3 separate regions of the Mus musculus genome follow, and all the other regions are linked to region 2. Evidence: chromatin loops called from intact Hi-C (ENCODE). Cell type or tissue: left cerebral cortex. All regions are shown on one strand.

What was found. A loop is a pair of places that touch in the nucleus more often than their neighbours do. Peaks named below come from ENCODE experiments on the same cell type or tissue, not always from the same donor. Only the 100,000 strongest peaks of a DNase experiment are listed, where the experiment ranks them.
Region 1: it touches region 2 in a loop (2.2-fold over the local background); 2 of 42 quality-filtered maps call a loop at or near these places.
Region 3: it touches region 2 in a loop (11-fold over the local background); 20 of 42 quality-filtered maps call a loop at or near these places.

Annotation. Positions count from the first base shown.
Region 1 is chr5:142,742,210-142,750,209 of GRCm38, forward strand. Tnrc18 (trinucleotide repeat containing 18) reads right to left here. Exons shown (of 28, transcript NM_001122730.3): 17 at 1,194-1,621. Among named protein-coding and RNA genes, the nearest start is that of Slc29a4, 44 kb to the left of the region's middle. In left cerebral cortex, no CTCF peak of the experiment used is centred here; DNase peaks (open chromatin) are centred at 4,167 and 4,952.
Region 2 is chr5:143,062,817-143,070,816 of GRCm38, forward strand. Rnf216 (ring finger protein 216) reads right to left here. Exons shown (of 17, transcript NM_080561.4): 12 at 6,030-6,178; 13 at 5,501-5,579. It overlaps Gm43380 (a long non-coding RNA gene), which reads left to right. Exons shown (of 3, transcript XR_003955828.1): 3 at 3,970-5,506. Among named protein-coding and RNA genes, the nearest start is that of Gm43380, 28 kb to the left of the region's middle. In left cerebral cortex, a CTCF peak has its summit at 3,872 (motif pointing left); DNase peaks (open chromatin) are centred at 2,633 and 3,857; H3K27ac peaks cover 1,828 bases.
Region 3 is chr5:142,933,001-142,941,000 of GRCm38, forward strand. No RefSeq gene overlaps it. Among named protein-coding and RNA genes, the nearest start is that of Fscn1, 23 kb to the right of the region's middle. In left cerebral cortex, CTCF peaks have their summits at 1,979 (motif pointing left), 2,773 (motif pointing left), 3,508 (motif pointing right) and 7,564 (motif pointing right); DNase peaks (open chromatin) are centred at 2,806, 3,512, 5,157, 5,446 and 1 more place; H3K4me3 peaks cover 641 bases; H3K27ac peaks cover 458 bases.

The sequences.
Region 1 (8,000 bases), 320 kb before region 2:
GCATCTCAATATAGAGATCTAGACGCTCCACCCTGCAGGTGGGGTGGGAGCTGACCAATGTCTCACAGACGGGGACAGCCAAACACGGGACTGGAAATAACCTAGGTGTCCAGTGAACTGTCACGGAAGGTAGCACCCACAGGTGCTGCCAACCTATGCCTCTGTTACAGGCTCTGAGTTGAAGGTCACTGTCTGGGTAACCAGCACACTGAAACTGCTTCAGACCTCGGGACTACGACAGGCATGGGGCAGTGGTAGAAGAATTCAGAAGTTCAAGGCCAGCCTAGGCTACAAGAGACCCTGTCTAAAAACCCAAACTGGAGCTGGCGAGACGGCTCAGTAGGTAATGGGCTTTTCATGCAAGCCGGGAGGCCTCTGCTTGATCACCAGGACCCACGTTAGGGTCAAAGGGCAGAACCTCTCCTCTGGCCTCTACCCATGTGCCAAGACACATACATAGCCTTAGCCAAACACACACACACACATACACCACACACACCATACACACACACACACACACACACACACAAAACATACACACACACACCACACACACACACACACACACACACACCATACACCACACACATACACACACATCATACACACACCGTAACACACACACATACCGTGTACACACACACACACATACACACACATCATACACACACCGTAACACACACACACACACCGTGTACACACACACACACGTACAAATCAAATATGTGCTATAGTTAGAGACAAGAGTCACCAAACCTAGAAACCATTTTTCTTTACAAGTTGGTTGTGTTGGTTCTTTTTTTTTTTTTTGGTTTTTTCGAGACAGGGTTTCTCTGTGTAGCCCTGGCTGTCCTGGAACTCACTCTGTAGACCAGGCTGGCCTCGAACTCAGAAATCCACCTGCCTCTGCCTCCTGAGTGCTGGGATTAAAGGTGTGCGCTAACACTACTTGGCGATTGTGTTGGTTCTTTTGTTATAGTTACCTCACACAGGGTTCCAAGTACTTATTCACATTTTAAACCATTATACTTATGTGATGAGAGACTAAGGCCCTCTGTCAGGAACAGGAAGAGGAAACAAGGTTTCCTTGAACCCTGAACACCAAACATGGTGGAACCTTCTATGGGCACACTACTAACATCAAAGCCATACCCCAAGGATGGAGACCAGGGGACCTGTGCCAGGGACCTTACCTTCCTGGGGTCCTTCCTGTCCTTGGCTCGCCCGGTGTCCTTCCGTGGGCTTGGGGCACCACCCCTGCCACAGCGGCTAGGCTTGGTTGCTGGCGCCGTGTTGCTGGTTGCCTGGACTGCAGCGGAGGCATCGTGTAAGAAGATGCGCTCGCTTCTGCGTCGCGTCCACAGGTCATCATCACTGGCCTCTGGCCCCGCCTCAAAGCCAGGTTCCTTGGGGCCTCGAATCTTCCGGGCTTTGCGTCCCTTCTCTGAGACCAGCTTGGCCTTGTCTGGGCTGGAGGGACCAGAGGCCCGGCTGCCAGGTCCGGGTGCAGCCAGAGACTGTCCGGGCTCCCCCACCCCTTTCTTGGTCCGCAGCAGCCCAGCAGCTGACTGCTTGGGAACCTTCACTTCACTCTCTGAGTCTGTGTACTCGAACTCTGTGCCTGCATGTGGGAAGGAGGAGGTAGGGGCTGGTGGGTAGGGTCTCCACGGGCCCCTCGTCCCAGCCACCTGGCCCTGCAAGGCCACCAGGAAGAAACCCACAGACCCATACCACCCATCGACGCACGCTCTCCTGTTACCAGGAAGAGGTAAACTGAGGCTCAGAGAAGGGCAAGGGTTGGCCCAAGTCCCCTATTCCCTACCCCATGGCTGTTCCCCACCTCTCACCCCAAGAACACCACTAAAATATGTAGGCCCACGGTCCACGCATGGCTCTTTCCACTGCCTCTCAGGAAACCCCAGAAACTAGGCAGGTTGAGGCAAACGCTGCACAGGGAGGCAGTGGAGAAAGCCCCAAGAAAGCACCAGGCCTGAGGCTTGTCTTCCTACATCCCGACAGAGTCCCTTCCTGCTCTTAGGGTCCTTAATCACCCAGGTCCACTCCCTACTGAGAGGCTCCTCAGAGGCCCCTCCTTTCATCCCCTGTAGCAAGTCATACATAATGAGGAGCCTCTTCCTTAAGCCCTGGATCTCTGAGACACACTACTAGACTTCAAGGCTACTCTCTCTCCTCCCTCTTCTACCTTTTCTGATCTTCAGGCTGCTGTTCCACTGTTCCCTCAGCCTAGGGTACAACCACCTTGACAGGAAACACAGGTAAGCTACAGCCCACCGGATCCCCCAGGGTACTCCCTCTCTGTCCACAAGCCCCCTGCCGACATTGTAACAATCTCACAGACCAGATAGCCTGTTGGGTTGACAGTCCCCTTGAAGACCAGCAACCCCTTAAAAAGGACCTGGGGGGCCCAATCCCAGTCCTATTGACTCTCAGGCAACAGGAAGCCTGTTCACAGAGACCCCCATGGGAGGCCCTCTCAGCGGCAGCCATAGAGGCAGGGATGGGGGGCGGGAAGCTTGGTGAACAACAGTTCCTTCAACGCTTAAAGATCTTGTTAATGAGCTTGCTGATAAGCTTCTCCCTGATGAACTACGTGGAGGAAGCAGCTGGAAGTGGAGGGAGGGGGCATTCTTGTACATGAGGAGGGTTCAGTCCATATAGTCAGGTTTGAGAGTTGAGTTTTTGGGGTCCTGGGGTATAGTGCAGTACTCAAAAGAGTTGCTTGCCTAGCATGCATGACGCCCTGGGTTCCATCGCCAGCACCGCACAAAACCTGCTTGGTGGTGCATGTGTGCAATCTCAGCACTCAGGAGGCAGAGGCAAGAGGGTCAGAAGTGTGAGGTCACCCTCGGCGTGTAGCCCCTGCGGAACCATTAGACCATTCTGTATGGAGCAGGTACTGGAAGCTGAGTGAGACCAGGAAGAAGAGAAGCATGCAGCTACAAGGGTCAGGTCTCAGCCTTGCACCCCCTACCCAGGAATTTGGAGCAAGGTATGGGGCGCATGTGCAAAAGAGATGGTCTCAGAAATCAGAAGAGAGAAACCTAAGAATCACAAAGGAGACAGCAAGAGAGGCCACGCCAAACTGTCTAGCCACACCTGGGAGTAAGCCTTAAGGCCAACCACCCAGAGAACAGCAGTGCTGCAAATAAATTTACTAAAGAGACCTAAAACTGAATGGGTCTGACTAAGACAAGTCCTGATAGGTCAACTCAGCTGTGATCCAAACTCCTGGGAAGAGTCTCAATGAAGGATTATGTAGATCAGGTTGGCCCATGGGCACATCTGTGGGGATAGTCTTTATTAGGATAACTGAGGTAGGAGCTGCGGCCTACTGGGGGCAGCATCATTCCCTAAGCAAGAGGAGGTAAGCTGAGCGCCAAAGCTCACGCATTCATTTTTCTCTTTGCTTCTTGATTGTGGTTGAAATGGGATCAGTCTTTTGAAGTTCCTGCTACCTTGACTGCCCTGCAGACTGTAAACTATGAGCTAAAATAAACTGTTTCTTCTTGTCTTTTATCAGGATAGTTTATCACAACAACAGAAAGGTAGCTAGGACAGCCAGTAAGATGCTCATGCTTAAGAGCTTGTACCAAAGCCGGACGTGGTGGTACAAGCCTTTAATCCCAGCACTCGGGAGGCAGAGGCAGGCGGATTTCTGAGTTCGAGGCCAGCCTGGTCTACAAAGTGAGTTCCAGGACAGCCAGGGCTATACAGAGAAACTCTGTCTCAAAAAAACCAAAAAAAATAAAAAGAGCATGTACCACTCTTGTAGAGGACCCAAGTTCAGTTTCCAGGATCCACATGGGAGTCACCTGTAACTCCAGCTCCTGGCAACACCTCTGGCCACTGTGCACCACACACATGTGCATATACTCTCTCTCTCTCACATATGCAATTAAAAAGAATATTTAAGAACAAAAAGGGAAAAGTTTATTAGTTCCTCAAAAGGCTAAAGGAACTTTACAAATTGCCCAGCAATTTGAGTACAGGAGAATTAAAACGTTTCCTCTCACACACAAACCCAGCACACAGACAGTTGAAAGAGTAGCATTAGCTACAAAAGCCTAAAAATAGAAACAACTCAAATATGCATCCACTAGCAAGCAGATGTGTCTCAGAGCTGTACCACGGAGCTATATAAAAACATGGCGTCCTAGCAACCGTTACTATGATGAACTTCAAAATCAAAATGAAAGGTGCTACACACAGGGCTACGTACTACAGGGCCTACCTCATTCTACATACTGTCAGAAATAGGTAAATACAAGAAGAAGAAAGAAATGGTTGGCTAGAACTAGAGGATCTATTTATTTAATTGCTTGCAGGGAGAGAGGGAGGGAGGGAGGGAGGGAGGGAGGGAGGGAGGGATGAAGGGAGACAGGTAGATGCACAGTACATGTATGAAGATCTCTCCTTCCTTCATGCACCGTGAAATACATGTCCCTTATACACATCACCTACATGATCATAATACTTGTTTTTAGAAAACTGAAAAAAAAAAAAAAAACCAGAATAACTATGGAGTGTCAGATAAAAGTGGATTTTAGAACAAAATATAATCCCAGAGAAGAGAAAGGAATACTTCTCAACAGTGAAGATCAAGAACTAACAAAATAATCAAAAACTTGCGTGTGCTCAATAACAGAACTACAAATACATAAAGCAGAAACTGACAGAATTAAAAGGAGCGGTAGTGAACTGTGCAGGTTCCAGTTGCAGATCTTAACGCTTATCTCTAGTACAACGGAAAAGAGTAAGTGTGAACTGTAGAGAACCACGCGGGCGTGACTAAATGGTTAACAGAGTGTCAGTACACATTACGCGTTTACCTCCTAAGAAGTACCATAGAGTTTCAAATTAATTTCCTTTTTCATTGAAATTATTGAATGTACTTTCCAACTAGAATGGGAGCCAAGCAGAGATCTGCAAGAAGACCAAGCAACTACCCTCAGATGTCTGGAGAATAAATAACTTTCTGAGTCATCAATGGATCAAAGCAGAGATCACAAGAGAGATTCAGAATGGTCCCTGAATAATGAGAATCCGCACGCATCAAAACGTGGGAGATGAAACTGAGGCTGTGTCTTCAGAGAGGTTTGGATCTCTGAACAAACGCTTCTTTTGGAAAAGAATAAGGTCTCAAATCAGTGACCTAAGAGGCTACTCTGAAAAAACAGGAAGTGGCTACAAATGACTGACACGCCCAAAGAAAGCAAAGGAAGCAAGGATCAGCAATCAGTAAGTAAGGAAGCTTGTCCATCAATCAGGCCTGAGGACCTGGACTCAATCCCTGGAACCCACACGGTGGAGAGAACCGACTCCAGAAAGCTGTCTTCTGATCGTCACACAAGCACTACGTACTTCACACAAGTACATGTCCACACGCACACATGAATGCATGCATACAAATAAATAAATAAATGTGAATGAATGAATGAATGGGAGAGGGGAATTAATGAAACAGGTAAGTTCTAGCCAGGCTGATCAAGGGAGAGTATATCAGCAATAAGAGAAGAAAAATTACTACCAACCCTACAGACATTACAAGTATGGGGTGGGGGTGAGGGGACACTGGCTAGACAGACGGCTTAGTGGTTAAGAGCACTGGCTGATCTTCCAGAGGACCTAAATTTAATATCCAGCACCCGTATGGTGGCTCACACCATCTATACCTCCAGCTCCATGGAATCTGATGCTTTCTTCTGGCCTCCATGGGCACCAGGCACACAACTGGTGCACATACATGCACACACGTGGGCAAAAGACCCACCTACATAAAAGTGTAACAGGAGCTGTAGCGAGAGCTCATTCAGCAGCTAAGAGTGCTTGCTGCTCTTACAGAGGAGTCTGGTCCTCAAGTAATGTTGGCTTCCATGACGAGAAGCAGTCTAGTGATCTAGTAACAGTCCGTATGTTTGATACCTCACGCTGGATACCACTGAAGTAAATTTTGAGAAACTTGTGTCTCTGAAAGACATTAAGAGGTAAGTTGGCGAGGGAAACCTGTTACCATTTGCTGGTGATGATCATGACCTAAGAGATGGCAATAAGAGACTAAAATATCTTCTGCTATCTTCTGAGGCACCCCCAGAATCATGCATGTGTCCCGCTGTCTGGACTAGAGGATGTTCTACATAGAGCTGCCCCAGTGACAAGGTTTCCTTTCAAAGCTAGAAGTTGCTGCCGGAGAAATCTGGAAATAAAATTCCACAAAGTGAATGGGAGGAGAGGTGGCCTGCACTGGGTCTGGGTTGGAGGTTCACATACCAAGCATTAGATGACTTCATACATTATCTGTGAAAATGCCCAAAGCTCTCAGGTTGAAAAAGAGGACAAGTCTGGCTCAGGATACTCTGGTAGAACTTCCAGAAGGATTCGTACACAGAGAAAAATGGAGGAGGGGATTGAAGAAGCATGAACAAACCAACTAGGGGCCAGCAAGATGGAGCAACAGAAAAGGGGGTCTGCCACCAAGCCTGGTGACCTGAGTTCTATTCCCAGAACCTCTGACCTGGGCATGTCTTCTGTGGCATGTGTGCACCTGGAAACATACATGCAAAGTAAACCAAAGTAAAAATTTTTTAAATGCTTTAAGTAGTTCGTTTAAGTGGTGGTACACAGGATACTGCTTCTACATGCATCAAAGAATAAATACATGCTCATCTGTAGAGGGTGGTGCAGATGCCAGGGGCTCACTGCTGGTCAGAAGGAAAGAGGCGGGACTTCCTAGTCCCTGCAGGCAGGCTAAGAGATGCAGGAAGAGGAAGGGGGTCTTGATTATGCTTCAGAGGGAGAAAGGTGACCAGCCATGTGAGATCCTGGGTGGAGCAGCCATAGGCTGCTTCCCCAGGCAGGAGATCAGAAACACAACTAAAACGAAGGCAGTTTGGGGTTGTTGAACAAGGAAAAGGTAAGCAGGTCACGAAGCAGAGGGCAGGTTAAGAGGTGCTAAGCGTACTGGGGAGAGCACGCTAGCTGCGGAAGATTAGAAGAGCCCACCAATTGAGCCAATAAGGCAGGTTGAAATTGAGTAATGTGTGTGTCTGTGTCTTTCATCTGTGGATCCAATATTCTCTGGGTGGGGGGCTGGTAGTGCAGTCTGCCCAGGGGTAGCAAAAACTACACACTACACTCATCTACTGAAACAAGGTGGTAATGGTCTGAAGAATATGCCACAATGCTTGACTCCTGGTCAACAGCCAATGTAAAGCCTCAAGACACCAGGGCAATTGGTAGGGAATTTTAGGGAGGAAAGAAGGAGCCGTGGGTAGGAGAATTGGGGACATCTTGGGAAAACCTCCAGGAGGCTCCACAGAAACCTGACCCTCGTCACACAGAGCCTCTGCCGAAGGCCTCATGTCTACTCCACAACCCCTACTTCAGAAAGGGACCCATACTCCAGGCTGGCCTCCAACTTGCTGTGTGTTATAGCTAAGGTTGACCTTAAACCTCTGATCCTCCTGCCTGAGTGCTGGGATTGCAGGCATGGACCACTGCAGCTGGCTCATGTGATGCTGGAGATAGATATAGATAGAATACAGGGCTCTGCGGGCCAGGCAAACACGCTACCAACTCAGCTGCCTATCACCAGCCCCAGGAACCATGTCTACTCTAATGGTTGGGGAAAGAACCTTTGAATTCATCAGGGACACAGGGCTCAGACTCACGGACGTAATGAAAGTGAGGCAGGGACAGCTGAGTCCCCTTCCCTAACGTCCTCTAAGGTAGTAAGAGAACAAGCCTCGGCATGCCAATCCTGACTCCTCCAGCCACCAGCTTCTGGCCATCGAGGCCACTCTCCTGCCTCACTGGATTCAGAGAACTTCTCCAATGATGTGGGCAGAATGTTCTCCGTGCCTCTTCTTTCTGCGTCTCTCTCTGTCACTATGTTTTTCTCTGCCTGGAGACTACTAGCCTAGGGTGGCCTCTAGTCACCAGCCCTAGGACAAGGCCTTCCCTGAGCCCCTGGAGACCTTTGA
Region 2 (8,000 bases):
CAGGATAAAGCTGTCCCTGGGCATATGGGGCCTTCTTGGAGCCAGGGTAATTTGGGTTGGTGGGGGTAGTGGGGTAGGAATCGTGTCTACCTTTCCTTTCTTTTCCCTTTTATGGTGTTGGGAGATTGAACCTGCAGGCTCACCTGTACTGGGGAAGCATTTTACTACTAAGCAATAATATGCCTAGTCCAGGGAGTTGTAAAGTCTTCCTCCTCATTAATTCTGTTAATACAGGCCTATAATCCTAGCACTGGGAGGCTGAGGTGAGTTCAAGGCCATTTTTGGGTATATAGTGTCCCTGTCTTAAAACAAAACCCAGACCTACCTCTCCCTTTATGTTGCTGCAGACCAAAAGCTGGTGAAATGAGTGTTCTGAACCCAATTTTAAAATCCCAGGTGAGTGATGAGACATTTGCTTCCTGATGGGATGCTATGCCTGATCATGTAATAATCTCATGGCAGTAAACTGTACAAAAAAATCATGAAGAAGGCCCAACTTCCTAAGAATTCCTCTCGTTACTGGGCATATCTCTCTCTCACCAGCCCCTCAAACTCACAGCCACTACTGAAGGACATAAAGCGCTAGACACTGGACCTTAGCATTTTCTGTATTATATCATTTGTTTTTCTTGGTGCTATGTGAAGTTTTCATTTTACAGATAGTGGAAATGTGGTCAGGGGAATATTTAGTGTAGATCACAATTCTAGGAAGGGGAGGAACTGGAATCTAAGCCCCTCATGGTGAGCTGCCCCCTTTCTGCAGGTAGCCATGAGTTTAACTGACTTTCCATACCCTCCGAAGTACCCAGTATACACAGCTGAGTCCACAGGACTTCGTCAATGAATACTAAATTATGTATCACCAACAGTCTTCAAGACAACTCTCAAAACAGATAGCTTACCAAGAAAGCATACCAAAAGGATTTGTGCTGTGCAGTGCTGACAGAGGAGAAAGACATGCTTTGCTGACTGACTGGAACAGAGGATTCTGTGATGTGTCTCCTGGGAAGTATTAACACTTTAACCATCACCACAGGCTACTTCATGGGTTTAAAAAATTAAGTACCAGGGAGATGCCAGTTCCTGGGCAAGCGGGCAAACACTCAAAGCCCAGGGGAACTGCTGCTAGATCCCTGGGGCCTTCAGCTTTCTCGCTGATTGCTGAGCTTGTGTAGATGGCTCTAGATAGGAAAAGGCAGGTAAAATACAAAAACAAAAACTTCCTTTAGGGATGAGGGGGAAACAAAAGGTCTTAGTTTATATTTTCTTCTCCTGTATGGGGTAAGTTATCTTTCTTCCTTTTAGGCAGTCATTGCTAATAATGGCAAATGTGGGATTTATTTAACTCACAGTGAGAAATGGGGACATGAGGTAAGCAGTGTTAGCCACTGGTGCATTTTTTACTCTTGGAAACACACACACCTGTTCTCTGGTTCGTCCCAGGACTAGGATGGCATGTACAGTTAGCAGACATGCCTGTGTAATTGTCAAATATCATTCCAGGGGGCTAGTGAGATGGCTCAGCGGTTAAGAGCACTGACTGCTCTTCCAAAGGTCCTGAGTTCAAATCCCAGCAACCACATGGTGGCTCACAACCAGCCGTAACAAAAATCTGATGCCCTCTTCTGGAGTGTCTGAAGACAGCTACAATGTACACACATATAATCAATCATTTCAATCAATGAATCCATCTTTAAAAAAAAAATCATTCCAGGGTCAAGAAACCCATGAAGAACAGATGTATGGTGCTGTTCTGACAGAAATTTTTAAGACTAATTTTTACTGTATGCATATAAGTATCTTGCCTGCAATATATGCATGTGTACTGTGTGTGTGCTTGGTGCCTATGGAGGCCAGAAGGCAGCACTAGATCACTAAGATTGGAATTAAGGGCAGTTCAAAACTGTATCAGGAACTGAAGCCAGGCCCTCTGCAAGATCAGCAAGTGCTGTTAACTACTGAGCTGCTTTTCTAACCCCTGCTACAGGAAATGTAAAAGTGGAATTTGACAGAAATATTTGAGCAAAACCAGTGCAACTCTGAAGCCCTTTGCTAGTGTGGGACTTGCACTAACTGTTGCTGTCTGATGGAAGGACAGCTTCCAGTTATGGCCTTGGGATGCCCTGGGGCTTTCCTTCGGGTTTCTAGCTCTACTACTGTACATCACCTGGTGTCAAGCTTCAGTGTCCACTTAGCACAGTCTCTCTGTAGTGACCAGTGGTGAGTCAAGGGCTCTGTTCCATCCCTAATGGACACACAGAAAGCTCAGCAACACCACAGCACCGGAGACCTGAAGCTCTTCACTACGACCTCTCTGGAAACTGCAGGAAGAACAGACCACATTCATAACAAGGACTTCTTATTCTAACTCCTCCCTTTCTGACTCCAATAATGGAGTATGGACTTTATTCCAGTAAGTGAGCCCTCACCTACAGGCTTCAGAATCTTTTGTCACCAAGACTTTTGGCTCTTGTCACTGTAACTTCCTGATTTAAAGGTCCTCCCTGACAGAAGGAGCATGAAGGCCAAGCTTCATCATCTCTGGATAATGTGAAGGCTTGGTTTAGTCCAGGAGTCAGCAGACTAGCTAGGTTCCCCAATTAGTACGTGGCCAGTAAGTGGCAATGGCCTGGTGCCACAGCTGGAGAGTTGTCTTGGCAATGACAGCTGGATAATTTACATTCTCTTCACATAGCCACTCAGCTACAGCAGGCAGCTGCAGATTGCTGGTTTTGTTTTTTGTTTTTTTTTAAACAACAAACTGGTTTACTGCAGACGTAAATTTTGGTAATATTTCACAGACTCTGAGTTATGAGCATTGAAGGCTACAGAGGCTGTCACAGGACCTGACAACTGTAAGAAAGACAAGCATGGAAGAGGGTATGTAGGTGGAAACTGACGAATAAGCCAAACTCAAGTGATCCTGGGCAGAGATGGGTGACTGATTACACAACCGATAGACATTCAGTGTCCACAGAAAGAATCCAAACAAGATTTTCTTCATGTTATTTTCATACAACTCTTTACACTGGCCATCTTTCCTTCCTTAGTACTTGCTTACTGTGCACTGGTAAATCTATACCTCATTACTAGAATTTTTCTAATTTTCCACATTGAAAAAGCTCTATGTGTACTGTGGAATAAGAAGCAGACTTGTATATTTAAGAGGGTAGAAAGATTCAACAGGGAAATGTTTGAACCTACGGAAAAAGTATTCCATAGAATATTGGAAACCATCTCAGAACCTGCCAAAATATACCTTCTTCCACTCCATATCAAACATACTTAACCACTGTTAAAAGCAACATGCTGAGTCAAGTTGATGAATTCTTTATGTCAGAGTGTACCAGAGAAATGAAGGTCTGGATACACACTCCATCACATCCATGAGAGCCTGCCTATTTTATAGGACAGTCTTAAGTCTCAGTCTTCAGGGATTCTGGGCACCAAGTCTTTCCCAGATAATGCACCACTATCAAAGCCTTATCTCAGAGTGACAGGTTCCTGAAACTCTAACTTGAGTGTAGCTTCCTGGCAAACACTGCAGTGAGAAAGCAGATGCCTTTGGTCTTACATAGGACAAAATTAGCTCATGGCTCACTTTTTATACAAAATCCTCCAGGATTAACTGTCAGTTCCACCATCTTGTTGAAGAGAAAGGGCGCCACACTGGGGCAAGTACAAAGGAAAAGGCAGATGTCCTCACAGCACAACCATCTCTGCCATTAAATCTGAATGCACACAGTAGTTTGCTTTAGCACTAACCTCAAAGAATTTTGTCCATTCTGCTTACAAGACAGTTGTGCTGACACATCTACTTTGGAAATACCCAAGGGGGAGAGGGCACTTTTCTTGTGGAATGCTAGTGCCATCTAGTGGCAGCTTATTCCATAGTTCACACAAAACAGCTTCGTACAGATGCCTCTCTGCATTGTATTATAGGTTTGGTTTTTATCTTATCTCCCACAGACACTTTCCTCCAAGAGCAGAAAAAGAACCTAGAGCATGAGTGCCTTTATCTATAGGTAAAGGTTAAATTTTGAAACAGATGGTCCTGGAAGCTATAATATCCTGTGCTACATCTCTTCACTGTGGATACTGTAAATAAGATGAATGAGCAAATGGAAGCTCTGAGAACCACCCAACATTTGCACAGTAACCATCTCCCTACTGCATCAAACTCCAGACTCCACGATCCTTCTCCAGCCTCAGTCTCTTTAGAATGGGTGACTTAGTCACTTCGCAAGTGTGCACTGAGAACTGTACTGGAAGGCACCAGGCAAACACACAGTTGGCACTTGTTTTTTTTCCTGCTGAAACCCTCCATATTCCCATTAAATCATTGATGCAGTGGATGGAAGCAGTGGATGGAAGCAAAGGACTCTCCTGCACCTTGCCTTATTCACATTCCGTTTCCAACTACATGGCCTGACCCGGCCTCACTCTAAGCCCGCTCCTCTTCTCTAGATGTCCAGCCAGCTCTGACCCTTGGGGTCTGAAGCTGCTGCTGAGACAAACCTGAAGCTTAGTAGCAACAGAGCCATTTCTCCATCATGGCGTGTGTCCATCTTAGCAGGAGAACACAAAGTGAACTAAATGCCCTGTCCTTTGCAAAAGCTGAGAACACATGATGTGCAGTGCATTATGAACTGCTAGCTATAAGCAGTTATAAAGTTGTATAAACAGATAAAGAACTTTTCATCTGGCCTGATTCAAAGTGCTCACTGCCTAGTAACTCCTATTTTCCCTAGGCCTAGACCTGGCAATTGCTGTTCAGTTCTTGCTACTTGCATCTGGTTACTTAAGAAATTGCACATGAGGTCTCTGGCCGCCACGTCCCTGCATCTGCAATGGATGGTCATTCGGAACTGCTCCAGTTTCTTGATTAAGAGGTATAAGCAGACGTACAGCACAGAGCCAAATAAACTGAAACTCCTTCCCCTACAACGGGCTAATTCACTGCAAGACTGTCGGAGTGGAGCCAGCGGCTGATGGCAAAGGGGTCCTGGTAGTTATGAAATGCAGATTCAGTCAGGGAAAACCTGCCACTTCTTACACGTTGTGAATCCATTAGTACTTTTGAAGAGTTTTTACGTTTTTTGCCTTTCAAATTCTATATTAATTGACTTATGTATAACTACCTTATTACAGAATTCTATATGTCCATACAGATTTTCCCTAACTTACAGGTGTGTATGTGCTGTATTTGAGTACAGGACAGGGAAAAGAGCAAGCAAAATATACGACACAGCAGAAGAAGACACATTTTCACAGCACCTGTCTTTATAAAATGACATAGACGAGAAATCCTGAACTTTGCAATTGGATTTCCACAAGTAATTTCATCTCTGTAACTATGCCAACTGCCATCACCAACCTTCTCTTGCTTCATGAATGGAAGAGGCAAACTATTCTCATGCATCAGCCTACACAGGCCACCTGCATAGTGCAAGCCAAACTCAAGCAAGGTGCTAGAAACACAAACCACTGTCCTCCGTACCTTTCGGCAGCGTGGGTTGGGGCAGCTGAACCTCTTCACATCGCTGTCCAACAGAGCAGGGAAGCTGCAGGAGGGGCACCTGGAGCAACAGGAAAGCGGCATCACTCAAGATGTTTAAAGGTGGGTCTCCTGGGATTGTGCTACCAAGATGGAGGATTAAGCATGGCAGACAGTGCTTTGTATTCCTTAATTATCACTACAGCCTAGACTGAGCTGCCTCCTACACTGCACTTACAGGGACAACACAGGCACCATGCCAACGTCCAAACTTACTGTCAACCACATACCTCAAGCTCTCAAGGATTCCTTGTAACCATTACTCTTCCTCCCTCCCAGGGTGCAGTGACTCAGCTACAGGCTAGAATACTAGGTAACAAATAAGGTGTAGGCAGAGCCATCGATAGATGCTTTCATTATAAGCTTAACTGATTGTTGCAATAGCAAGAAGGGCCAGAAAATCCAGACAGAATCTTCTTGCCTGGTAAAAGCAGACTTTACCTTGGGGAATGAGTAGATTGTCAGCACTCACCGGACAAGCTCATCAGCATAGGCTGCAGCGACTTCTTCCTCAGCTTTCCGTTCATAGTATTTGTACAGAATGGTCTGGGGGAGCACCTTCTCCAGCTCACTGGTTGGGAAGGAGCACGTGCAGCTGCCTTCCATGCAGCTGAGTTCTGACTAGAATAAAGCAATCAGGCAAAGGAAAAAGTTAGCCAGGGCTCAGAATAACGAAGAGTAAAGGGTCCAAATGCATCTTTCAAGGGGAGGGACAAGAGCACAACCATGAAGGTAGCAAAGCCCTTCTCCTCCGATGAGGAAGTCATAAGTAAGAGCATAATGGCTTTCCTTCTGTGATCCTACCAGAGGACCTCCAGCAGCCCAAGCGATTATCTATGAAGAAGGAACACCAGTGGTAGGTGATACAGATCAGTGAGCTGGGAGAGGCTGGCTTCAGTGTCTGAAGTAAGCAGCTTCACTTGTAAAGTGCAAAGCTGGAGACTCTGGGAAGGGGAGGGGAAAGGTGGTGACTAGATATGAAATTGGGGGTTGGGGGGGGAGTGGTTCCAGCTTCTACTCTGGCTTTCTCTGGATGGCAATCAATAGAAAGGAGAAAGGTTTGGAGACAGCAGAGCTCAAGTGAAGATCTGAAGCAAACTTCCCATATGGAATAGCAATATCCCTATCTCCTCTTCCCACTTGGTTCTAGCATGCTGGGATGAAGGCAATTTCATATCCACAATAAGGTGACAAATAAATAAATAGATGTACATGTCATATTGTAAAGATTTGCTCTCAGTGTCCTCAGTTTCTATCTGTTCTACATATTGGTGTTAATTCTCGAGGACTTATTATACTTAATCAATTATTGCAAATGGATACTCATTTTTGATTTTAGAAAAATAAAAAATGCATATATGACTATTGATACCTTTTTAGTCTTTCTAATTACAACTGCTTTAACAAGAAAAGCAACTAAAAGTATAGTTAGTCATTGTCTGTGTTGATTTTTTTTTTTTGCTTGGTGTTCCAAATCAAATTAAAACTGGCTATTACAGCCAAGCATTTGAGATGTTTTGTCAACAATTTAATGTTGCCCATGTTACTGAGATTTTTATAATTCTCAAGGAAACAGTACCGTGGAACTTTAAATCTATATCTTCAAAAAAAATTTTTTTTTAAATTTAGATGCCAAAAATCTCACTGAGTGTCTATGGCACCCTACAACCAAGCATACTCATGAGATGAAGGGATCCACTTATTGGTACATGGCATGATCCTGTTCAGATACTTAATATTGGGGAAAGGGGCAGTGTTTCTGTTTTTTCCACAGAATGCTGCAAGAGCATGCTAGCTTCCAATGTGACAGGCTGACCTGTGAGTAGGAATTGACAGTGCCCTGACAGTGGTGACAAGAAAGCTGTATTGATCGTACAGAGAAGGAGAAATCGGAGAGAGCACACATAAGCAAAATAAAGAAACTCTTCCTATCTCTGCCATGGGCTACAGCAAGGAGAGCCAAGCTGATGTCAACTTGGGGACAAATAAAAAAGCTGACTCGGGAGGCAGAAGGACTGCTACAGAGTATTGGACAAGATTTCATCAGAGACATTGTTTTTGGCCATTCAGGCCAGCTCCTTATAGCTATAAAAGCTTGTGTACCTTACCTGTATGCTTATTGTTAAGTAATTTTAAGAGTCAAGATCACCAATCTTGGCAAGTCTTTTTCATATTCATTGTAATTCTTGTCAATTAACTAATTGTGTAGATCCTAATTTAGATAAGGAATCTACTGTTATGATTTTGTTAAAGAGACGTGCTTATGTTTTGCTGCTTATTAAGAGTTAGGAAATGATCCTTGGTTTAAAAATCTGGGAATGCAAACTTTGAAAAGGTATCTACCACAGCCTTAGTTCAGCAGCTGCATATCGCTCATTTTGTTAATGATATGCATAAGAATATTTCCATAGCTTTGTCAGAGCAACATATTATATAGATAAAA
Region 3 (8,000 bases), 130 kb before region 2:
GACCTGCAAGTCCTCCTCTGGCCTCTGCAAAAGTGTCTGGGCACGCAGGGGAACCACTTAAAAACAAGAAAAAAAAAACCCAGCATTTGTAACTGACTTGGAATACGCATAGGATGAAAACGATATGTAGAGTGTTATATGCTTATGCTTAGGGGTAAGAACAAATGTCAATATGTTCAGCACAGACAGTTTTGTAGAAAGTATTCCTATCAAGGTGTGGTGGCCTATTCCTGTATCTTAGCACTCTGGAAGCAGAGGCAGGAAGAGTGGGAGTTGTAGGCCAGCCTGGGCTACATGGCCAGACCCTGCCTATGAATAAACAAACAAACAAACAAACAAACAAACAAACAAATAAATAAGGGCTAGAGAGATGGCTCAGTGGCTAAGAACATGCACTGCTGCCTTGCAAGTTCAGTTCCCAGCACCCCACAGGACCCATATAACTCCACCCACAGGACCCATATAACTCCACCCACAGGACCCATATAACTCCCAACTCAGGGGAACTGACATTCTGGCTTCTGTGGGCATCTGCACTTTCCTGCATGAACTGAAACCAGCACAGATAACTAAAAATAAATCTCCCTGGACCTGGCAGTGGTGGAGCACAGCTTTAATCCCAGCACGTGGGAGGCAGAGGTAGGCAGATGTCCAAGTTCAAGGCCAGCCTGGGCTACAGAGTGAGTTCCAGGACAACCAGGGCTACACAGAGAAACCCTGTCTCAGAAAAACCAACAACAAAAAAGAAATTTGGGCTGGTGAGATGGCTCAGTGGGTAAGAGCACCCGACTGCTCTTCCGAAGGTCCAGAGTTCAAATCCCAGCAACCACATGGTGGCTCAACCATCCCTAACGAGATCTGACTCCCTCTTCTGGTATGTCTGAAGACAGCTACAGTGTACTTACATATAATCAATAAATAAATCTTAAAAAAAAAAAAAGAGCTTAAATGCCTGAGTAGCTACTTTGAAAAAAAAAAAAAAAAAAGAAAAAAAGAAATCTCCCTGGGGGTTGGAGACATGGCTCAGTGGTTAAGAGCACTGGCTGCTCTTCCAGAGGTTCTGAGTTCAATTCCCAGCAACCACAAGGTGCTTACAACCACCTGTAATGGGATCTGATGCCCTCTTCTGACACTCAGGTATACATGCAGATAGAACACTCATATATGTAAAATAAATAAATAAATACATCTTTTTTAAAAATCAGACCCAGTGGTTCTCACATGCCGGAATCCCATAAAAAATTAATTAAAAAATTTTTTAGGGGCTGGTGAGATGGCTCAGTGGTTAAGAGCGCCGACTGCTCTTCCAAAGGTCCTGAGTTCAAATCCCAGCAACCACATGGTGGCTCACAACCATTCACAATGAAATCTGATGCCATCTTCTGGAGTGTCTGAAGACAGCTACAGTGTACTTACATATAATAAATGAGTAAATAAATATTTAAAAAAAATTTTTTTTAATAAGAAAAGGAAGGAATCTTCTGGCAGTGGTGGTGCATGCCTTTAATCCCAGTGTTTGGGAGGCAAAGGCAGGCACATCTCTGAGTTCGAGGCCAAGGCCAGCCTGGTTGATAGAGTGAGTTCCAGGACAGCCAGAGCTACAGAGAAACTGTCTCAAAAAGCAAAAACAAAACAAACAAACAAACAAACAAACAAACAATACAGGGTCTGCCTGGCGTGGTGGTGCATGCCTTTAATCCCAGCACTCTGGAGGCAGAGGCAGGCGGATTTCTGAGTTCCAGGCCAGCCTGGTCTACAAAGTGAGTTCCAGGACAGCCAGAGCTATACAGAGAAACCCAGTCTCGAAACAAACAAACAAACAAACAAATAAACAAACAAAAAACAAACAAACAGGGTCCACTGGAGAGATGGCTCAGTGGTTAAGAGCACTGACTGCTCTTCCAAAGGTCCTGAATTCAATTCCCAGCAACCACATGTTGACTCACAACCATCTCTAATGGGGTCTGATGCCCTCTTCTGGTCTGTCTGAAAATAGCTACAGTGTATTCATACACAAAATAAATAAATCTTAAAAAAACAAAAACAAAAACAAAAAACAAAAAACACGGTCTAACTGCATAGCCTTGGCTTCCCTGAAACTCTCCATGTGGAACAGGCCCCTTGAACTCATCAGAGTTCCCGCCTGTCTCTGCCTTTCAGGTGCTGAAATTCTATGTGCACCCCACACCTGGCTACTGTTTAACTCTGCCCTTTTATTGATTGATTGATTGATTGATTGGTTGATTTATAAGACAAGGTCTCTCAGGTTGGTCTCTAACTCACAGAGCTCTTCCTGCCCCTGCCTTCCTAATGCTGTGCCACCATGCCTGGCTTATTTTTTTTTATTTCTTATTTAGTCATTTTGCATTTTTGAGACAGATTCTCACATAGGCCAGGCTACCCTGGAGCTTGCTATGTAGCTGAGGCTGGGCTCGCACTTTTCATCCTCCTGCCTCTTCTTCTCAAGTGCTGGGATGACAGATGTGCACCAGCTCCTTCAGGCATGACTATCCTGTCTGCGCTGTTTGTTCTGAGATAGGTTCTTAAAATGTAGCCCAGGCTGGTATGGAACTTGATATGTAGACCAGGCTGGCCTTGAACTCACAGAGATTTGCCTGCCTCTGTCTCCCACAGTACTGGGATTAAAGGTCTGTGCCACCATGCCCGGCATTATTATTAAGTTGTGTTTCAAAGCGTGCTTCTGTGAAGGGTTTCTCCTAGGTGACCCATAGGAAGGTCCACCACAGGCCGGTTGAGCTCTGGTGCCTCCTATTGGCAAACCCTAACAGGAAGCTGGCCGCCAGGGATTCTGGGAGATGTAGTTTATCGTTGCATCCTGTGGCCCAGAGGAGACTAGCGGATCTGAAGCTGGGAGCCAATAGCTCTGAGCAGGCCATTAGGGACATTTTACTCTGGATCTAACAAGTCCCTATGCTGCTACCCAGTTGCATGGATCTGGACACACAGCTGCCCACTAACATTACTCCACACACGGGCACTTTTGAGTTTGTGCCTGGACAATTTTGCCCATCCAAGCTATATGGACTTGCAGATGTCTCCTTGCTGGACCAGGGACTTTGACTGTGACAGTGGACTCACTGTCTTGGCTTGCAGGTGATCCAGACACAGAGCACAGGTAGTGCAAGGGTCCTGTGGTGGTAGGTGGCTTTGGGTAGAGGTGCCCTTGTTCCTCACTCAGCCTTAGTTCTCACACATGAGCGTAACAACGTTAAGAGTGATTCTTGCTGGATTTCTGTCTGAGCGTTGGGCACCCAGCTTTGTGCGGCGCTTGAAAACAAATGCAAGCTCTCCAGGTCCGATTCCAACTTGTCCTCCTTAGGGAAGACGTCCACCATTGCTAGGAGGACAATTACAGGCTGGGCTCAGCTCTGGGGTTTACTTTTCTTAGGGACGGAAGAAAAGAGGGCCCCACTCTTTGAATTCCACGTAGTTCAGACCTCGAATCGCCTCTCCGGGATAGGCTGCTATGTTCACGGCAGCCGCCAGGTGGCGACAGAGACGCGCCCATCGACTCAGGCTGGGCGGGGCTGTACCTGCCTATGCGGAGAACTGCAGGGGAGACGCCCACAGACCCATTTAGGAGGAAGAATTCTGAGTTCTAAAAGGCAAAATATCCCAGGCCTGGTTGTGAAGGCCTTTAATCCTAAGGCTTAGGAGGCCGAGGCAGGCCGATCTCTATGAGTTTGAGGCCAGCCTGGTCTGCCTAGTAAGTTCCAAGACAGCCAGGGCTATGTAGGTATGTAAAGAGATTCTGTCTAGATGACCTGAGTTTAATCCTTGGTATGCACACGAAAAACTGGATTCAGGGCCATGCATCTGTAACCCCAGAACTCCTATAGCAAGACGAGAGAATGAGACAGGAGAATCTCCAGGAAACTGGCTCGCTGGCCAGCTAGCCTAGATAGGGGAAGAGTAGCAGCAGAGAAGAGATACAGGAAATGTTCCTGTGCTGGGTGTGTACACTGGCGATGTGGCACAAGCCTGTGACACAGGCTTATAGGAGGCAGGGGCCAGCAGTCTCTATGGGGCGCCAGGAGTCCAGCTTTTCTTTTCTTTTCTTTTTTTTTTTTTTTTTGGTTTTTCGAGACAGGGGTTCTCTATGTAGCCCTGGCTGTCCTGGAACTCACTTTGTAGACCAGGCTGGCCTCGAACTCAGAAATTCGCCTGCCTCTGCCTCCTGAGGCTGGGATTAAAGGCGTGCACCACCACGCCTGGCTTTTTAAAAAGATTTATTTATTGTTATATGTAATTACACTGTAGCTGTCTTCAAACATACCAGAAGAGAGCATCAGATCCCATTACAGATGGTTGTGAGCCACCATATGGTCGCTGGGAATTGAACTCAGGACCTTCGGAAAAACAGTCAATGCTCTTAACCACTGAGCCATCTCTCCAGCTCGAGTCCAGCTGAACACCTAAATCAAGCCCCCATGTTATATGTGTGTGTGTGTGATCATATATCATATAGCCTAGGCTACCCCTCAAACTCTGTAAGAAGGCGAAGATGACCCTGAACTCCTGTCACTTGCTTCTACCTTCTGAATATTGGAAGTAAAGGCCTGTCTTGCTTGGCCTTTACTTGCTATTGTTGTGACAGGGCCTCTCTGTGTAGTCCTTGCTGTCCTAGAGCTCCCTATGTAGACTAGGCTAACCTTGAACTTACAGAGATCAACCTCTCATTGCCTACCGAGGGCTGGGATTATAGGTATGTTACAGGCTGGCCTCAGACCCGTATCATGCCTTCTCCCTCAGCCTCCCCTTTTTTTATTTTTCCCAAAGATTTATTTATTTGTATTTATATGAGTACACTGTAGCTATCTTTCAGACACACACCAGAAGCATACATTGGATCTCATCACAGATAGTTGTGAGCCACCATGTGGTTGCTGGGAATTGAACTCAGGACCTCTGGAAGAGCAGTCAGTGCCCTTAACCATTGAGCCATCTCTCCAGCCCCTCCCTCAGCCTCCTAAGGACAGGGACCACACACTTTTCAGCTGATTCAGACCCCACCCGCATGGATTTTACCTCCAAATGTATCCCAAGACACCAACTCCGTTTTCCCTGCTTTGGTTTAAGAGACTCTGGGTTTACTCGAGTGCTGTGTGATTTCACAAAAGTTCGCAGCTTCTCTGGGCTCCCACGCACCACGTAGGCACAGAGAAGGGACTGTGGCTGCTTCGACTTGTAGGAGTTGGAAAATCTTGCTTTCCTGGATCTCACTGGATTTAGAAAACCAAAATTTGCAGAAGCCTTTCGCCTCTGTCCGGGTCAGAAGCAGCCGATTCTGATCTGCTGAATTCTCAGCGCCCTCTGCAATGGGAGACCAAGGGTGGAGGTAGACACCACACACAACTGGGGCCAGGGGTCAGAGAGAAACTCCCTGGTCTGCAGGCATCTTCTTCCCAGAACTCTGAAACAAACCAGTTTCCCCTGCAAGCTCCGCCCACGCTCCTGACCTCAGAGTCCGGAACTCTCCAGATTGGTCCATCTCTAGTCGTTCCTAACCACAACTAACACAAAGAAATTGGCAAGCTTTGCCACACCCACTTCGCCAGGCCACGCCCACGAGAATACTGGCTTCCACCACCACATCTGGCTTAGGAGACAGATGTGGGACATTGAACCCAGGTTCTTGGGCCTGCGAGCAAGCATTCCACTGACTGAGCTCCAGTCCCAACTGTTTGTTTTTCTGTTCTTGGGGTATCTATAACCCATACTGGCATGGTATAACTCATGGTAATCTTTCTGCCTCCACCTCTTAAATGCTTGGATTAGAGTGGGTGTCCCTGCAACAGTTTGATTATGTTATTAGACTTGGTCTACAGGGAGGCCTGAAGCCAGCTCCTACAGTGTGTGTGTGTGTGTGTGTGTGTGTGTGTGTGTGCGCGCGCGCGTGTGTGCCCACGCGGCGCACGCGCACACACGAACACACACACACACACACACACACATAGATACAAGGACGCAGGCCAGAGAAGTACACCCACTGAGCCTGGAGCTAGGTTGGTAGCCAGCTGGTCCTAGAGTTCTCCTGTCTCCACAGCAACCGTGGTTACAGATCCTGACTTCCCTCATGGATGCTGGGGATTTGAACTCAGTTCCTCATGCCTGTGTTTCAAGTATCTTACCCACTGAAACATCTCCCCAGCTTCTCCTGTGTCCTAATGACATGTCATATGGCTTTTCTTTTCACAGCTTGCCTATTTGAGACGATATTTTCCTTTTTTTTTTTTTTTTTTGTTTTTTTGTTTTTTGAGACAGGGTTTCTCTGTATAACCCTGGCTTGTCCTGGAGCTCACTTTGTAGACCAGGCTGGCCTCGAACTCAGAAATCTGCCTGCCTCTGCCTCCCAAGTGCTGGGATTAAAGGCGTGCGCCACCACCGCCTGGCGAGACGATAATTTCTAAAGGTACAAACAAAAATTTGGAGTCTGGTCGTGGCTGGTCATAGCTGAAATAATCCTGGCACTTGAGAGGAGGGGAAGGGTCAGGGTTTGGCGGTGTGAGGCAGTGTCCAATAAAGGAAAGCAGAGGGGACCTCCATGATGGCTCAGCAGGCAAAGGGGCGCGCTGCCAGGCCTGCCAACCTCAGTTTGACTCCCGAACCCTCAGAATGGAGAGAACTGATTCTCGAAAAATGTTCACTGATCTCTACATACGTTACCAAGGTGCACACACACACACACACACACACACACACACACGACTAATTGAAGCAGAACAGGATAGCAAATCAAAGACAGAGCTTGGTGGTGCTGCATGTCTTCAATCCCAGATTCAGAGGCAGGCTGAGCTTTGAAAGTTGGAGGCTAGCCTGGTCTACAGAGGGAGTTACAGGATAGTCAAGGCTTCAAACTTAAAATGTAACTGACAATGGCCTTGAACTCTTGTTTCTCCAGCCTCAGTTCTGGACTACAAGTACTGGGATTACAACACAAAGAAACTTTGTCTCAAAAACACAAAAACAACAACCCTCCCTGCCCTTCCAAAAATCCATGAGCAAACAAACGAAATGAAGGCAGGAGCCTCCTGTTTGAGGCTAAGCTCCCTCAATGAGTCACAACCCAAGAGAATAAAAGTCAAAAACTCAAGTGGCCATGCTGAATTTCAAGTGACCCAGGGAAAAGAACTCACCTGTTGTCTGATCTTCGGAGAAACTCATAGATGAATATATAACAACCCCGCTTTCCAGTCAGGCCAGTTTAAATCATCAGGTATTGAAGTTCTTTGCTTTAATTATAACCAAAAAGTGTTACCATAAGACACCTGGGTATCAATCTCTTGAGTGTCCTTAGTTTTCGACTCCCAAGGTCCCTCTTTCTCTAAAGCCAGCCCCTCCCTAATGCAGCAGGACAGCCTACCCTTAGTAGATCTTTAAGTTAAAAAAAAAGGTGAAGATTTATATATTTGTTTGTTCGCCTGCCCATCCATCTACCCATCCATCCATCCATCCATCCATCCATCCATCCATCCATCCATCCATCCATCTATGAGTTTTACTACCTGTGTACTGTATGCATGTACATCTGCTTACCAGAAGAGGGCATCAGATCCTAATGTAGATGGTTGTGAGCCACCATGTGGGTCCTGGGAACTAAACGAGGTCTCCAGAAGGGCAGCCAGTGTTCTTAACCTCTGAGTCATCTCTCCAGGCCCTGTTAAGTGAAACTTACTGTAAGTTTTCCTTCCTGCTGCCTTGTCTCTCTCCATTTGCTTCTTTCTTTCTTTACTTTGTGGTGCTGGAATCCCTAGGCCATACTGACTTTTTTACTTTTTAAAAACTCAGGAGTGGTAGCGCATGCCTTTAATCCCAGCACTCGAGAGGCAGAGACAGGAGGATTTCTGAGTTTGAGGCCAGTCTGGTCTACAAAGTGAGTTCCAGGACAGCCAGGTCTATACAGAGAAACCCTGTCTCGAAAAAACAAACAAACAAACAACCTCAGGAGTGGAGAGATGGCCCAGCAGCTAAGAGCATCC